Linked DNA regions of Homo sapiens: region 1 is linked to region 2. A link is a contact called in ENCODE Hi-C or POLR2A ChIA-PET data. All regions are on one chromosome and are shown on one strand. The core of a region is the stretch at or near the end of the contact, and the rest is flanking DNA. Distances in the headings are between cores, read along the strand shown.

Region 1 (4,880 bases), core at 690-3,189, 6.5 Mb before region 2:
GCCTCCAAAGGTACTTACATATATAATGAAAAGCTAGGGAGCCTGAGGCAGGAGAATCACTTGAACCTAGGAGACGGAGATTGCAGTGAACCAAGATTGAGCCACTGCACTCCAGCCTGGGCAACAAGAGCGAAACTTTGTCTCAAAAAAAAAAAAAAGAAACTGCAATGTTGCCCATTCACTAGCAATGAATATTTCTACATGGTACAATGGGTTACTTCATGATAGTTATTAGACCATTATCAGATCTTCTAACTGTCTTACATAGCTTTCCCTTTTCATCTTTTAGTCACACCGGGATAGGCAAATTTACAAATATTTCATAATATATTCTGCTCCAGAAAAGATAAAAAGTGGGCATGTGAATTCCACGCTGAAAAAAAAACAAAAAACCTTTCCTGAGGTACAAGGTGGCCCTATTTGCTCAAAGAGCAAAGAAATTAAGACTACCAAAAAATTCTGCAACATCTCATAACTTCAACACACTCATGTAACTCTGGTGGATTTCATCAGACCTCTCCTCTGTGACAACTGTTTAATTACCACACATTGGTGATCTCATATAATCCTCAACAACCCCATGAAGTAGGCATTATTTACAAATTACTTATTTTACAAAGAAGGAAACTGAGGTTGAGAGAGGCTAAATCATATGCCCAAAGTAAAAGAGATAATAAATGCTACTTTGGGAATATGAAAATAGTCCAGCTAATATTTTGTGGTTATTTTCAAAGTTGCTTAAGAGTTTAGGACACAATCTAATAATATCCTCCAATGATTCTATTAAGTGAAAATCAAAAGATGGCTAAACAAACTAAATAGTAATTACGGGTCACCTTCATTGTGTAACAACTGCCCACGTTACTCAAGGTCACCTTCGGTGCAAATCAAGTATGAAAATTAATTTGTTCTCCTCAATCTATTGCATTTTCTCTACATAATGCTGGTCTCAAAACTCCCTGTACCTGCCCAACCTTTGGATAAGAAAAAAATGACCACGATTGCCTTCAGGACAGCTAACATTGTTTTGTTTTTGTTTTCGAGACGGAGTCCCGCTCTTGTTGCCCAGGCTGGAGTGCAGTAGCAGTCTTGGCTCACTGCAACCTCCGCCTCCCGGGTACAAGCGATTCTCTTGCCTCAGCCTCCCAAGTAGCTGGGATTACAGGCGCCCACCACCACGCCCGGCTAATTTTTGTATTTTTAGTAGGGACGGCGTTTCACTATGTTGGCCAGGCTGGTCTCGAACTCCTGACCTCAGGGGATCCGCCCGCCTTGGCCTCCCAAAGTGCTGGGATTACAAGTGTGAGCCACCGCGCCTGGCCAGCTAACATTGTTAATCCACAAATAACTTCAAAGCTGCATCGATACCATTTGGGTTGTTTCCCTGCAATTAAACCAGGTGAAGAGCTAGATTTACAGTTTCCGTCTATTACAGTAATAGGAATTGGAGAAGATATTTTTCTATACAGGGTTAGGAGTAAACATATCCCCAAAGCTAAAATGTAGGACATCACTTAAGGAACGAGGTGTCTACCAAGAATGTCCTTCCCTGAAATCAAAGGTTACTGAAGAATTAAAAAGCAGGGCTAGACTATCACTCCGATAACAGAAAGAGAGCTGGAAACCGAAACAGAAATACTGGGTGATAAAGCCAATGCTAAGGACATCATCCCAATGACTTGGGACGAGATGGGAGACAGACAGCATTCAAGATTAGAAGGCCGAGATGTTCGTAAAAGGAAAGCACACGAGAGGCCGCGAGGACACATTGATATAAGGTTGTTGTAAATGATTTGTCATAATTTTTGCTCACCTTGGAGACGATTTAGTGCGCTTTTGACCAAGGGAAACATCGTGAAGGTGAAGCTAGAACTGCGGCAATACAGCTGCTGCTTTGGTGCCAATTCGCTTCAGGTACCCTTGAAGTGAGCTGAAAAACAAAATGGCTTTCAGCCGGGATCCGTAATGAGATTTGACGAAATCTCGCGATACCTGTAAAACCTATAGTAATTGCAATCCCTTTTCCCGCGAGGAAAAATAAAGGCCTTTTGGGAAATGTAGTTTCCGGCTTTATAAAATGACGTATGGTGGGTGGTATCTAATGAAGAATGAAAGAACTCCTTGAAGCCAGGTTTAGAGCTCTATAGAGGGCAGCCGAGAGACAGATCTTCGACCGAATCGTCTAAGGAACTAGCTTCAAAATGGCGTTCAAGTTCCACAAGCTTCGGTTTAGTATCTCCACACTAGCTCTTTCTTCTTTCTGTTCCCCCAAAACTTCCTTTACTTCTCTCATTTTTTTTGTCTGCTATTACTACTATACTAATTGGCTTAGCTTTTAGTTTTCAAATAACGTCAAGTTTAGAGAAAAGTTGCAAGAACAGTAAAAACTTCTGTAATATGTAGATAAATACGTGATAAAATAACTTTGGAAAGCTATTGGCCGGGCGCGGTGGCTCACGCCTGTAATCCCAGCACTTTGAGAGGCCAAGGTGGGCGGATCACGAGGTCGGAGTTCGAGACCAGCCTGGCCAAGATGGTGAAACCCCGTCTCTACTAAAAATACAAAAATTAGCCGGCGTGGTGGCGCGCGCCTGTCATCCCAGCTACTCAGGAGGCTGAGGCAGAATAATCACTTGAACCCGGGAGGCGGAGGTTGCAGTGAGCCGAGAACGTGCCACTGGACTCCAGCCTGGGCGACAGAGCGAGACTACGTCTCAAAAAGAAAGAAAGAAAAGAAAGCTGTTAGGCCTGGCGCGGTGGCTCACGCCTGTAATCCCAGCACTTTGGGAGGCCGAGGTGGGCGGATCACGAGGTCAGGAGATCGAGACCATCCTGGCCAACATGGTGAAACCCCATCTCTACTAAAAATACCAACAATTAGCTGGGCGTGGTGGCATGTGCCTGTAATCCCAGCTACTCTGTAGACTGAGGCGGCAGAATCGCTTGAACCAGGGAGTCGGAGGTTGCAGTGAGCCAAGATACCACCACTGCACTCCAGCCTGGTGACAGAGCAAGACTCCGTCTCAAAAAAAAAAAAGAAAAGAAAAGAAAAGAAAAAAAAGAAAGAAAAGAAATGGCAACACGGCAAAACCCCGTCTCTACTAATATACAAAAAATTAGCTGGGCATGGTGGCACATGCTTCTAATCCCAGCTACTCGGGAGGCTGAGGCATGAGACTTGCTTGAACCGGGGAGGCGGAGGTTACAGTGAGCCAAGATCGCACCACTGCACTCTAGCCTGAGACCTGTCCCAAAACAAAAAAAATAAAATACATACAGTTCAGTGGCATTAATGGCATTCACATTGTTGTGCAACTATCACCATTATTCATCTCTAAGACTTTTTCATCGTGTAAAACTAAATGCTTTGATTATACATTTTGACTATTGAAAATATTAACATTATTCCAAAAGTCAAAACTAAACAGACTAGTGTACTTAGAGAAGTGTCATTCCCTCCCCTAACTGTTGCATTCCATTTCCACCAATTCCTATAGGTAACCGATTTCATTACTTTCTGGTTTATCTTGTGTGTTTCCTTTTGCAAAAATAGGCAAATACCTGTATGTTTTCTTATTTCTCTATTTTATACAAATGTAGCATAAAAATCCATTATCATTTTACATAAGTCTTCCTCATTCCTTTTTTACAGCTGCAAAATCTGTGGTGTATATGTGCTATAGTATATTCAGTCAATCTCCTATGTTGGAATATTTAGGTAGTTTCAAGAATATTTCAATTTCAATAATGCTGAAATGAATAACTTTGTGCACACATATTTTCATATTGCTGGATGTCTCTCTCCAAGGTAGGTTACTAGAAGTGGGATTGCTGGATTAAAGGATAAATATATGTGTAGTTTTTTTAGATATTGCCAAATTATAGATGTTGTAACGTTTTGCCTTCCCACCAGCAACGTATTAATATAAAGGGTGCCTGACTCCCCACAGCCTTGCTAATAGCATGTAGTGTCAAGCTTTTGGATTTTTGCCAATATGATAGGTAAGATATCCCTTTTAAACTTTAAAATTTTTATTTTTAAAACATACACATAGTAAAATTCACTTTTTGGTGTACAGTTCTATGCGTTTTGACAAATGCATACAATTGTGTCACCACCACCACAATTAAGGACAGAATAGCTCTAGCATCATAAAAACACCCTTGTTTGACCTCTTTGTGATCAACCCTTTTCCCTACCCCTAGCCCCTGGCAGCCACTAATCTGTTCTCTGTACCAATGAGTTTGCCTTTTCCAGAATGTCATATATAGATTGAATCATACAGTATGTCTCAGTGTACTTTTATTTTGCATTTTTTCTTTTTTCTTTCCTTTTTTTTTTTTTTTGAGATTGAGTTTCGCTCTTGTTGCCCAGGCTGGAGTGTGATAACACGATTTCAGCTCACTGCAAACTCCGCCTCCAGGGTTGAAGCGATTCTTCTGCCTCAGACTCCCATGTAGCTGGGATTACAGGCCTGCGCCACCACACCGGGCTAATTTTTAAATTTTTAGTAGAGACGGGGGTTTTGCCATGTTGGTCAGGCTGGTCTTGAACTCCTGACCTCAGGTGATCCACCCACTTCGACTTCCCAAAGTGCTGAGATTACAGGCATGAGCCATCGCACCCGGCCTGCATTTTCTTAATATAAGTTTCCATAAATGATTTAACTTTTTTTCACATCTGTATTTCACATCTCTTCACTTCGGAACCAGCTATTTTTCTTTCCATCCCATCTCCTTGTCTCTCCAACATACTGAAATTAATTTCCTGGTTTTTTTATCCAGTAGCGCCTAAAATAATAGTCATATAATATTTTCCACACCATCAAAATAAATCCAAATTGTAGGCAGATTGATTTTATCTTGTTGGTGTTTTCCTT
Region 2 (4,818 bases), core at 1,594-4,093:
CATGGTGAAACCCCTTCTCTACTAAAAATACAAAAAAATTGGCCAGATGTGGCCGGGCGTGGTGGCTCACGCCTGTAATCCCAGCACTTTGGGAAGCCGAGGCAGGCGGATCACGAGGTCAGGAGATCGAGACCATCCTGGCTAACACGGTGAAACCCTGTCTCTACTAAAAATACAAAAAAATAGCCGGGCTTGGTGGCGGGCCCCTGTAGTCCCAGCTACTTGGGAGGCTCAGGCAGGAGAATTGCTTCAAACCGGGAGGTGGAGATTGCAGTGAGCCGAGATCGTGTCACCGCACTCCAACCTGGGCAAGAAAGTGAGACACTCCGTCTCGGAAAAAAAAAAAAAAACAGTTGTTTTATATTGGGTTTTTTTTTTTTTTTTTGAGACGGAGTGTCTCACTCTTGCTGCCCAGGCTGGAGTGCAGTGGCACGATCTCGGCTCACTGCAACCTCCACCTGCCGGTTTGAAGCAATTCTCCTGCCTCAGCCTCCCGAGTACCTGGGATTACAGTCATGCGCCACCACGCCTGGCTAATTTTTTATTTTTAGTAAACGGGATTTCTCCATATTGGTCAGGCTGTCTCAAGCTCCCGACCTCAGGTAATCTGGTGAGCCACCACGTCCTGCCTTAGTTCATTGCTTATGTATGACGTTGTATCCTTCTTGAACTATCCATTCCTTAAGGGCAAAAACTGAATTTGTTTCATAGTTTCCAACTTTGAAGTGTATCTCACAAACCCTGTAGGTATTCAAATACCAGGTGACAAGAAAGCTACTTGTCATTAACTAAGAATTCATGACTGAACAGTGTGAGGAATAACCACATGAATACGGTTAAGACTGGCCAGAACACAAAAAAAGATAGCAGCTACTTGGAACTGACCTGACAAAGGGAGTGGAGGAGCCAAAGCAAAGGCATAGAGAGCAGAAACAATGGCAGACAGCGGGTATAGAAACCAGAGCCCAAACTGGACTATACAGCAGGATAATGCACTGGAATGTTCAAGCCAATACACCAAAGAATCACCTGAGTGGCAAAGGGGCTGCAAGCTCCCCATCGTCTGCTGGTATCTTCGGCTTTCATCTTCTGCCACCTCATTGATGTCTGAATAGTCCACAGCATCTTCTGTACTCCTAACCCACCCTATGAAAAAAGCAGGGAGAATCGCAACAACAGTAAGCGACCCTCACTCCCTCAGATAATTCCCATTTAAAAGTACATGTACAGGCTGGATGCGGTGGCTCACGCCTGTAATCCCAGCACTTTGGAAGGCCAAGCCAGACGGATCACCTCAGGCCAGGAGTTCAAGACCAGTCTGACCAATATGATGAAACCCTGTCTCTACTAAAAATACAAAAATTAGCCGGGCGTGGTGGTGCGTGCCTGTAGTCCCAGCTACTCAGGAGGCTGAGACAGGAGAAATGCTTGAACCCGGGTGGCGGAGGCTGCAGTCAGCCCAGATCGCCCCACTGCACTCCAACCTCGGAGACAGAGCGAAACTCCGTCTTACACACACAAAAAAGTACATACATAGTAGGTGGCTAGCCTCCTCCCCCGCCTACTCCCCACAACCCAGACTTCACCTTCATCATTTACCAAGGCACCGTCAGTCCCGGTCAATTCTTCATTTGCCGTGAGTTCAGTGATCAGGCTGCCCAGCCCCAAAGCCCCCAAGCCTGCCAAGTGCTTCTTACATTCCTGAAAAAGGGACAGCACGAGTCGAAGATAACAACTAAACCTACGACTCCCACACCACAGGACTTATTTCCCTGGTCCACGACAAAGTCACAAATCCACATGAAAAATGACTGTGCAGTGTGCCAAAACAAGCAACACGTTCGAGAACTGTAATATACATCTACCAAACTCCGCATCGATCAGATCTTTATTAAAGCACCACAGCCAACTGCATCGCCCACACTTTAAAGTATACTACAAGAGAAGACGAATCAAATAACTACTGCCAAGACTGAATGAATGGAACGGTCGTTCTCGGAACGAGGGCCGAGGCAGGGGGATCAGTGGGATTGGAGGCGTCGAGGCGGGGCTCGTTCGGTCCCTGTTTCGCATGCGCCTGCGGCACAGGAGGGGCCACAGCGGCCGACAGCTTCACTCCTCAAGAAAACGGGCCTAAGTGAAGGCAGGGTAGTTTCACTAGGGCGCAGGACACTATTTCACGAAAGTCAGTGAAGACGCTGGGAGAGCCACCTAAAAGGCGCACTGTGACCAGGAGGCCCGCTCGGGTGCTAGGAACACCCCATTGTCCTAAGCCTGAGGCCGGAACCAAACGAGCGGGAGGCAGGTCCTGTCCAGTCCTCTGGCTCTATAGAGCCATCTCAGGGCAGCGATGTCAGAGGGGCAGGCAGTGTCAAGAATCTCCAAGCAGGTTACGGGTGGGAAGCCATCTCAGTAGGCGAAACCAGCATGTGTCCTACTGTCTGGTCGGCAGAGCGCTAGCTCCAAAGCCACTATTCCCTGCGCCCCTGGCCCCGGGCTCGCCTCGCGCTCTCTTCTGCCCACTCTCCCCCAGAACGATCACTCCCACGCCACGTTGCTCCCGCACCCATGAGGACGGGATCCTCCTCCCCGGCGTTAGCTGCGCCCTGTTCTCGCTGCCTGAGCACCCTCTCCTTTCCTCCCCGCACCTCCTTCCTCTGCTTAGCCCCACCCCCCGAGCCCTACCCCCACGCCCACCCCCTCACATCATCCAAGACGCTTTCCCCCTCCAGCTGCCCGGCTCCATTGATGTTGCCGAAAAGGAAACCCGCTAAAGAAAATGGGCCGCCTCCAGCGGAATCTTCGTCGCTGTCCGTGTCTGACATGATGGCGGCAGCAGTGATGGTAGCTGCTGTCCGCAGCAGCAAATCGCAGCCGGGTCCCATAGACCGGAAATAAAACAACAGTCGCCCAGAAGTGACTTACTGAGCTCCCTTACCCTACCAGCCTCTACCGGAAGCTCAAAACAGAGGGGAAAGGGAGGGGGAAGTGGGGAGAGGGGAGGGGGAAGGGGGGGAAAACCCGGAAAGACCGGCTATCCTAAGAGAAAGAAGTAACTACTTTACTAACGGCTTTTGATTCGACGCTACGGGATCAGGAGGATGGATATGTGGAAAGCGGTTGGTCAAAGAAAATATTCAGTCCCGCCCGCTCCCACTGCTCCGCGCGCGAGCTTTCTCACGGCACCGAATTAGAGCAGTGGCTCTTCCTCCAATCAGAAGGAGCTGCTCGAGTCACGTGGCTTACGCGCAGGCAACCTCGGGTTCCTGTACCACAATACCCGGAAGTAAGGGTAAGAGCCGGTCTTTGTGCTGCGTGCAATTTCACCGGTCCGTCCCAAGGAGAGACTTGACGTAAATTATACAGGCATTCCCGAGCTATGCAGGTTACTTGTTTTGAGTTGACATTTTTCCCTAGAAATTGATTTTTTGACCGGACGCGGTGGCTTACGCCTGTAATTCCAGCACTTTGAGAGGCCGAGGTGGGAGGATCGCTTGAGCCCACGAGTATGAGGCCAGCCTGGACAAGAAAGCGAGACTCCATCCATACACAAAATCAAAAAAATTAGCCAGATGTGGTGGCCAGTGCCTGTAGTCCCAGCTGTTGGGGGGTCTGAGGTGGGAGCCAGGAGTTGGAGTCTGCAGTGACCTGTGATCGGGCCACTGCACTCCAGCCCGCCTCAAAAAAAATACTTGTTCCCCCAACGTTTTATTTCGGAAAATGTGAAAGTTTAGTAAAATGAACAGCTGACCCCTCACCTAGACTCACAATGGTTAACATTTTGCTAGGATTTTTGTTTTTCTAAACCATTTATGGGCATCTTGTTCTTCACTCCTAAAAATAAGCATCTTAACTATGGAACCAAAGTACCTTTATCACAACTTTAGGAAGTAAGTCAATATTATTTAAGGAAGAGTCCGCACTTAAATTTCCCCAGTTGTCCTAGTTGGAACATTTTACGGGGTTTCGTCATGTTGCACAGGCTGGTCTCAGACTCCTGGGCTCAAGCAATCTGCCCGTTTCAGCCTCCCAAAGTGCTGGGATTGCAGCCATGAGCCAACACCCCGGCTTTCACCTTGCTTTTTTCACATATTATGATAATATAGACTGAAATAATTTCTTTACCACATCATAGCACTCTTCCTCATTCTCCCTTTTTTCCAATACTAGGATCCATTCACGTTTCATGCATTGTATTTGGTCATCTTCCTTTAGTCCAGAATCACCTGCCTTCTTGTTTGTTTTTCATGACACTAAATATTTGGAAGAATCCAGGCAAGTTGTCTTGAAAACATTCCATGATCCGAATTTCTCTTGTTTCCTTTTTTTTTTTGAGACGTAGTCTCGCTCTGTTGCCCAGGGTGGAGTGCAGTGGTGCTATCTCGGCTCATTGCAAGCTCCACCTCCTGGGTTCACACCATTCTCCTGCTTCAGCCTCCCAAGTATCTGGGACTACAGGCGCCCGCCACCAAGCCCGGCTAATTTTTGTATTTTTGGTGGAGACGGGGTTTCACTGTGTTAGCCAGGATGGTCTTGATTTCCTGACCTCGTGATCCGCCCACCTCGGCCTCCCAAAATGCTGGGATTACAGGCGTGAGCCACCACACGCCCGGCCTTTTTTTTTTTTTCTTTTTTTGAGACGGAGTCTCTTGCTCTGTCTCCCAGGATAAAGTGCTGTGGTGCGATCTCGGCGCCACCACCCCTGGCTAATTTTTGTATGATTAGTAGAGCCGGGGTTTCACCATATTGGCCACACTGATCTCAAACTCCTGACCTCGTGATCCGCCCGCCTCAAGTGCTGGAAATTACAGGAGTGAG

What was found. Hi-C counts contacts between places; a loop is a spot of excess contacts on that map. ChIA-PET counts read pairs that join two places held with the same protein, here RNA polymerase II (POLR2A). Pooled maps may share reads with other maps.
Region 1: a loop to region 2 is called in a pooled map, with 13 times the contacts of the local background. The contact joins the promoter of COX7B here to the promoter of TAF1 in region 2. A Hi-C loop is called at or near these places in 8 of 50 pooled maps. POLR2A ChIA-PET finds 5 or more read pairs at or near these places in 4 of 52 experiments (B cell, MCF 10A, T-cell and 1 more).

Annotation. Positions count from the first base shown.
Region 1 is chrX:77,896,527-77,901,406 of GRCh38, reverse strand. COX7B (cytochrome c oxidase subunit 7B) reads right to left here and starts at 1,939. Exons shown (of 3, transcript NM_001866.3): 1 at 1,814-1,939. The coding sequence starts at 1,853. RefSeq lists an enhancer at 1,736-1,985.
Region 2 is chrX:71,364,382-71,369,199 of GRCh38, reverse strand. It overlaps TAF1 (TATA-box binding protein associated factor 1), which reads right to left and starts at 2,843. Exons shown (of 38, transcript NM_004606.5): 1 at 2,706-2,843; 2 at 1,587-1,701; 3 at 1,030-1,146. The coding sequence starts at 2,825. RefSeq lists enhancers at 1,538-2,233, 2,752-2,801, 3,292-3,341, 3,510-4,079 and a silencer at 2,962-3,151.